Linked DNA regions of Homo sapiens: regions 2 and 3 are each linked to region 1. A link is an interaction called in ENCODE POLR2A ChIA-PET data of the cell type or tissue named here. Cell type or tissue: K562. All regions are shown on one strand.

Region 1 (2,500 bases):
GTCATAGTGGCACTGCACTCCAGCCTGGGTGACAGAATGAGACCCCATCTCAAAAAATAAATAATAATAAACAGAAGATGATAGCATGGAGAGAGGCAGAGGGGGACTAGGGACTGCTTTAGATGGCAGGAAGCCCAGGAAGACATCTCTGCTGTGACATTTGAGCAGAGATGTGAATGACAAGGAGCTCACCATGTAACAACCTGGGGACACGGTGCTGTTCCCAAAGGCAGGAAGAAGCCTGGTGTGTTCAGGGAGCAGGATGAAGGCAAGCATGGTTTACTGAGATGGGAGAATAGACGTTTCTAGGCAGAAGTTGGTAGGGCCTCACCAGTGATTACCTATAGCCAGTTTGATTTTTCTCCAATCATGAGCTGGTAACACAAATGCCACCCTATACTCAGGAGACCAGACTCCATTCCCAGCTAAGCCTGATGCTTTGTGTCCATCTCACAAGTGCTACAAAGGCCCAGGGTTGTCCAGGCACTGCCTGCCTAGAGCAGGTGAGCTGCTCAGCTGGGCAGTGAAGGCCATCTGTCTGACCTCCGCTGCCACCCTGGCACTGTTGACTTTAGTGAGCTGCAGTGGGGGTGCCTGGGACCCTGGGAAGCTGCAGAAACAGCTGGCAGGTCTGCAGAGACTGGTGAGGTATGGGGACTCACTAGCATGGCCTCCTTTTCCCGCAGATTCAAGGAGCTCAGAACAAGGTTTCCCTCCTGAAAAGTCCATGGTTCTGAGGTGGGCCTCCAGCCTCCCCTGCCCTTCCTCTGCTATTGGGATCCCTGAACCAGACGTGGTGCGCACAGGGAAGGCTGGGGCCCTGGTATGGCAGTGCTGAGCAGGTCTTCAGACAACCCGTGGTTCCAACCCCAGCTCTATTCCTACTGCCTCGTTAGTAAAACACAAGCAAAATACCATCTCCCTCCTTGGGTGGTGACCTTGAGGTGTCAGTGCGATAATGCATCTCAAGTGCTTAGTACTGCCTGACATATAGTACAGTTAGAAACTGATTATAGATAGGGAAACTGAGGCACTGGTAAACATACCAGGGGGCCTGTGGCCTGTGTTTTAGTTACTCCAGGCAATTCTCTGCCTGCCTCTGGGCCATCAATCATCTATTCACGCAATGAGGAATTGGCCTGAAAAATGCTAAAGCCTCTTCCATCTTGGGGCTTTTCTGGTTCTAAACCCAAGCCAGGGCCACCCACTCTTCTAATACCTTTCATCCAGCCGGTCCTTGTTCCTTGGCTCTTACCCAAGGAAAATGCCTTTTTGCCACTCCAAAATGAACTGCAGCTTTTTGTGCTTATGAACACAGTAAGAATAAAACAGCTCCTGATTGGTTGGAAACAGTGGTTCACATCTGGATTATTTGGAAGGCCAAGGGTGGGAGGATCACTTGAGCCCAGGAGTTCAAGCAGCCTGTGCAACATAGAGACCTCATCTCTACAAAAAATTAAAATTAGTTGGGCGGCCAGTCGTGGTGGCTCACGCCTGTAATCCCAGCACTTCGGGAGGCCGAGGTGGCTGGATCGCCTGAGGTCAGGTGTTCAAGACCAGCCTGGCCAACATGGTGAAACTCCATCTCTACCAAAAAATACAAAAATTAGCTGGGCATGATGGCATGCGCCTGTAGTCCCAGCTCCTGGGGAGGCTGAGATGGGAGACTTGCTTGAACTTGGGACGCAGAGGTTGCAGTGAGCCGAGATCGTGCCACTGCACTCCAGCCTGGGCAAAAAGAGTGAGACCCTGTCTCAAAAATAAATAAATATAAATTAAAAAAAATTAGTTGGGCATGGTGGTGTGTACCTGTGGCCTCAGCTACTGGGGAGGTTGAGATGAAGACTGCTTGGGCCCAGGAAGTTGAGGGTGCAGTGAGCCAAGATTATGCCATGCACTCCAGCCTACATGACGGGGCAAGAGCTTGTCTCAAACAACAACAATAAAAAACCCCACCTCCTGCTCCTTGGGCCCTTTTTCTGAAGTCCGCCTTCTGAATGTCCCCTCAGAAACCCCCACAATAGTCCTAGGGGATGAGTGCCTTAGGATTCCACTTTTCCTGATGATGAAATGGGGACTCAGAGAGGGGAAGGGACTTGCCCTAAGTCCTCTGCTGGAAAACAGGGAGGAGTTGGCTGGGCGCGGTGGCTCATGCCTATAATCCCAGCACTTTGGGAGGCCGAGATGGGCGGACCACGAGGTCAAGAGATCGAGACCATCCTGGCCAACATGGTGAAAACCCGTCTCTAAAAATACAAAAATTAGCTGAGTGTGGTGGCACGCACTTGAAGTCCCAGCTATTCAGGAGGCTGAAGCAGGAGAATCATTTGAACCTGGGAGGTGGAGGTTGCAATGAGCCGAGATCTCGCCATTGCACTCCAGCCTGGCGACAGAGCGAGACTCCATCTCAAAACAAAAACAAAAAACAAAAAAACAAAACAAAAAAAAACAGGGAGGAGCTGGGAATTTGAATCCATGTCCACCCAACTTCGGCCAGAGG
Region 2 (2,500 bases), 1.4 Mb before region 1:
TTACAGGTGTGAGCCACCGCGCCCGGCCTGGTGATGCTTTCTACTGAAGAGTCAGTTGATAGGTCTTTCGGGGAGATCTTGTGATGAAGAATCAAAGCATTTGACTGGGGAAAGAGTTCCAGGATAGTCAAGTGATGCTCAGGAAGTCAGTGGAGCCACGTGCTGGTTCCCCATCCCTGCTATAGCAAATTACCACAGACTTAGTGGCTTAAAACAACACAGCTTCATTCTCTGACAGTTCTGGTGGATGAAGCCTGAAATGGGTCTCACAGGGCTAAAATCAAAGTGTCGGGAGGGCTGCGTTCTGTCTGAACGCAGAGAGTTTGTTTCGTCCCCTTTTCCAGTTTCTAGAGGCCCCTGGTATTCCTTGGGCCATGATCTCTCCTTCATCTTCAAGGCCAGCAGGTTAGCGTCTCTCCTGTCTGACCCCTATTCTGTCCTTTCATCTCCTCTCTTAATGCTGCCTCTGTTTTTATATCTTTTCTCTAATTTTACTGCCTCCCTCTTGGAAGGGCCCCTCTGTATACTCTGGGCTCACCCAGATAAACTAGGATAATTTCTCCCATCTCAAATCCTTACGAAATCCCATGTGAAAAGTCCCTTTTGCCACATAGTCACAGTCACGGGTTCTAGGGATTGGGACATGGATGTCTTTAGGGGTGGAGGGCGTCCTTCAGCCTGCCACAGATGGCAAAGTCATGCCATTGTGGCTGCAGCTCCATTGTCCAGGCTGAGTGTGGGGGCGCATGGCGTGGTTCTCATGCCCACCACCTACCCTGACCCTGCGGAGGTGGGCAGGAGGCAGCGATAATCACCACGTGCAGAGGTCCTGCCAGGTGCCCAGCCTCATCATTCCCTAGAAGGCAGGCACCACCACATGCTCCCACACTGTAGATAAGGAAACAGCTTTGAAACAGATTTGAAAGTGTTTGAGGATTTGCCTGGAAGGAGGGCTCCAGAGCCAGGGACTGGGTCCGGGACACCCGGAGACTCTCTGCTTCTTGGAGCTCCGGCAACTGCTTGTCTTTCTCTTCACAGGAGAAGGGGGCCCTGCTGCCGCTGCCGTGGGGCGGGGCGTGGGCGGTGCTGGCTGCAGGAAGGCTCTCCCCTCCCACTTTGTGCTTTCCCTGCAGGCTGCTCCTCTGTCGAGCTGATCACACCCACAGTTGAGCTGCGCTGGCCAGAGATGCCTGCCCACAGCCTGGTGATGAGCAGCCCGGCCCTCCCGGCCTTCCTGCTCTGCAGCACGCTGCTGGTCATCAAGATGTACGTGGTGGCCATCATCACGGGCCAAGTGAGGCTGCGGAAGAAGGTATGTGCCTCCCTGGGGGTCCCCGGCCTGGGTCATACTTGCTTCTCTCCACGTCCTGTCAGGAAAGCCCCGGGATAGGGAAACATGGCCAAGGTGTGTGCAGGGCTGGGAGGTGAGCACCTCTTCCAGCCCCGCCGGGGGGCTTCCTGCCAGTCCCACGTGTCAGCAAGGCCTGCACCTTCTCCTCTCTGGCTTAAGAGCACTTACTCGCTTGCCGTGCCACCGGGCTGAGTTCTTGGCATGGAGAGAGCCAGCGAGTGTCTGTGAGAGAAGCAGGTTCTGGAGGGTGGAGTGTGGGAGCGTGACAGCACAAAGCCTCTGTCTAACCTGGTGGCTTCCCGGCACGGGAGGTCTGATATCTGGGTGGAGTGGGAACCGGCAAAACAGGAGTCCGAGAAACGTTTAAGTGGAAATTCCCAACTCCTGGCAAATGTCACTAACAAGCCCACTGTAGCCTCCAAAGGCCAGCTCCCAGCCGGGCACCGTCGGGGTGCTCAGCGAGGAATTTCCCCACTAATCCGAGCCCCTGAACCAAAACAACATTAACGAGTCCCAGAGCTGGGCCGGGGCAAGTTCCAGTAGCGTCCGTCACACTGGTTGGCGAGTCTGCAAAGTCATAGGCTGAGCTTGTCGGCTGTCCTGGCGGCAGAATGCAGAAAGACCCCAGGCACCTGTTACTTCCTCCCCAGGTATTTTAATAAAGCAATCATTTCCTGAAACTGTCTCTGTCTTCCCCTGTGTCCAGTTCAAAGGCGAGGTGAGGCAAGGCTGGCTCTGGCACTGCATGCGGGTGGATCCTGGGGAGTGAGGATCTTGGCCACAAGCCAGGCTCAGGCCCTGCTGCAGGTACAGGCAGGATTAAAGGCAGGGCAGCTGCCCAAGTGATAGGATGCCCGGAGGCTACAGCACACTGATAGCTTCTGACTTCTCCCTGCCTTGGCTGGTCCTGGGATATGGGATCCGGGCATCAAGTAGAACAGCTGCATTCACTCATTGAATCCTTCCCAGAGGACCGAATGTGGCCCGGAGCTGAGCATGAGATCCCCGCCACAGCCCTGAGGGCAGGGGAGGCGCCATAGTCATCCTGTTTTCTAGGTGAGGAACCTGGGCTCAGAGAGGAGACATCACTTATGAAGGTCACACAGCCCGGTTTGAACTCCAGTGTCCAGCTTCAGAGCCCACATCCTG
Region 3 (2,500 bases), 340 kb before region 1:
TTCAAGTGATTCTCCTGCCTCAGCCTCCCGAGTAGCTGAGATTACAGGTACCCACTATCATGCCCGGCTACTTTTTGTATTTTTAGTAGAGATGGGGTTTCATCATGTTGGCCAGGTTGATCTTGAACTCCTGACCACAGATGATCCACCCACCTTGGCCTCCCAAGTGCTGGAATTACAGGCGTGAGCCACTGTGCCTGGCCTGTTTGTGTGTTTTTTAATATTTTTTCTTTATTTTTAAATTGAGACAGGGTCTTGGTTTATCATCCAGGCTGGAATGCAGTGGTGTGATCATAGCTTACTGCAGCCTCCACCTCCCAGGCTCTAAGTGATCCTCCCTCCTCAGCCTCCTGAGTAGCTAGGACGACAGGTGTGCCCCAGCAAATCAGCTAATTTTTGTATTTTTTGTAGAGACAGGGTCTTGCTATATTACCCATGCTGGTCTTGAACTCCTAGACTCAAGTGATCCTCCTGCTTCAGCCTCCAGGGTAGCTGGACCTGGCCCACCTTTCCTTTCCTCTCCAGCTTCTAAAATTTGAGCTTCCTGGACTCCCAGGGGCGTTACTAGGCAACTGTGGCAACTCTTCCCAGTTCTAGAATGGAGCTACAGGGCAGCTGGGGGCAAAGCAAAAGGTGTCCCTCCACTCCACCCAAAAGTTGACAGGCTCAGGGAGTACCAGATGTTCCATAACCCCAAGGCCAGGCTCCCTCTGGGAACCAGAAGTTTCCAAAACATTGTATTGTTTCTTTATCTGTTCACCTGTCCGCTTGGGATGGCTGTAGATAGCTACCATTTATTGAGCATCAGCTGGACCTACATGTGGCGCTGACTAAGCATTACCCTTTTGAATCCTCCCATCCATCTTTATAGGATAGTATTATGCCCTTATTTTACAGTTGGGAGAACCAAACCAAATGAAGAATCAAGGCTCCGCCAGGCTCGGTGGCTCATGCCTATAATCCCAGCACTTTGGGAAGCTGAGGTGGGCAGATCACCTGAGGTCAGGAGTTAGACTAGACTAGCCTGGCCAACATGGTGAAACCTCATCTCTACTAAAAATACAAAATTGGCTGGGCATGGTGGTGCATGCCTGTAATCCCAGCTAGTTGGGAGGCTGCAGCAGGAGAATCGCTGGAACCCAGGAGGCGGAGGTTGCAATGAGCTGAGATCGCGCCACTGCACTCCACCCTGGGTTGACACAGCAATACCCTGCCTCTAAAATAAATAAATAAAAAATAAATAAAGACTCAAAGGCATAACTTGCCCTAAAATCAAAGGGCAAGGAGTAGAGGAGTCAAGATTCCAACCCCTGTCTTTCTGGCTCCCCTATACCAACATAGCCTTAGTGTAATGAAAACAGACCGCTCAGGAAGGCTGACAGTGAAGCAAGGCTGGTCTCTGAGACCCCCGGGAGATCAGCTCTGACGGGGCCTCAGGAATCTCCCGGTAGAGTTTCTCTACCACAGACATTTCTCTTTCCTTGCCCCTCACACTGAGCTCTGGCTCCTGAGTATTCCTTAAAAAGTTATCATTGGCTGGGCGTGGTGGCTCACGCCTGAATCACAGCACGTTAGGAGGCTGAGACGGGCAGATCACTTGAGTCCAGGAGTTTGAGACCAGCCGCACGACATGGCTAAACTCCATGTCTAGACATTTTTTATTTTTTTTGAGACGGAGTCTCGATCTCTCTCTCAGGCTGGAGTGCAGTGGTGCAATCTCTGCTCACTGCAACCTCCATCTCCTGGGTTCACGCGATTCTCCTGCCTCAGCCTCCCAAGTAGCTGAGATTACAGGTGCGTGCCACCATGCCCAGCTAATTTTTGTATTTTTAGTACAGACAAGGGTGTCACCATATTGGCCAGGCTGGTCTCGAACTCCTTACCTTGTGATCCACCGTCCTTGGCCTCCCAAAGTGCTGGGATTACAGGCGTGAGCCACCACGCCAGGCCAAAATTTTTTTTTAAATTAGCTAGAGACGGCCAGGCATGGTGGCTCATGCCTGTAATCCCAGCACTTTGAGAAGCCAAGGCAGGCGGATCACGAGGTCAGGAAATTGAGACCATCCTGGCTAACACGGTGAAACCCCATCTCTACCAAAAATACAAAAAATTAGCCGGGTGTGGTGGCGGGCGCCTGTAGTCCCAGTGACTCGGGAGGCTGAGACAGTAGATGGTATAAACCCAGGAGTTGGAGCTTGCAGTGAGCCGAGATTACGCCACTGCACTCTAGCCTGGGCAACAGAGCGAGACTCCATCTCAAAAACAAGACACACACACACAAAACAAAAAAAATTAGCTAGCGATGATCAGGTGTGGTGGCTCGTGCCTGTAATCCCAGCACTTTGGGAGGGTGAGGTGGGTGGATCACCTGAGGTTGGGAGTTAGAGACCAGCCTGACCAACATGAAGAAACCCAGTCTCTACTCAAAATACAAAAATTAGCCAGGTGTGGTGGCGCATCCTGTAATCCCAGTTACTCGGGAGGGTGAGGCAGGAGAATT

Evidence for each region. ChIA-PET counts read pairs that join two places held together with the same protein. Peaks named below come from ENCODE experiments on the same cell type or tissue, not always from the same donor. Only the 100,000 strongest peaks of a DNase experiment are listed, where the experiment ranks them.
Region 2: POLR2A ChIA-PET joins it to region 1 with 5 read pairs; 1 of 35 experiments calls an interaction of 5 or more read pairs at or near these places.
Region 3: POLR2A ChIA-PET joins it to region 1 with 5 read pairs; 2 of 35 experiments call an interaction of 5 or more read pairs at or near these places.

Annotation. Positions count from the first base shown.
Region 1 is chr9:128,334,200-128,336,699 of GRCh38, reverse strand. No RefSeq gene overlaps it. Among named protein-coding and RNA genes, the nearest start is that of TRR-TCT3-1, 4.7 kb to the left of the region's middle. In K562, no CTCF peak of the experiment used is centred here; a DNase peak (open chromatin) is centred at 1,084.
Region 2 is chr9:129,751,699-129,754,198 of GRCh38, reverse strand. It overlaps PTGES (prostaglandin E synthase), which reads left to right and starts at 1,157. Exons shown (of 3, transcript NM_004878.5): 1 at 1,157-1,312. The coding sequence starts at 1,187. In K562, no CTCF peak of the experiment used is centred here; a DNase peak (open chromatin) is centred at 1,088; H3K27me3 peaks cover 2,500 bases.
Region 3 is chr9:128,673,912-128,676,411 of GRCh38, reverse strand. It overlaps a transcript of DYNC2I2 not described here. Among named protein-coding and RNA genes, the nearest start is that of SET, 14 kb to the left of the region's middle. In K562, no CTCF peak of the experiment used is centred here; no DNase peak of the experiment used is centred here.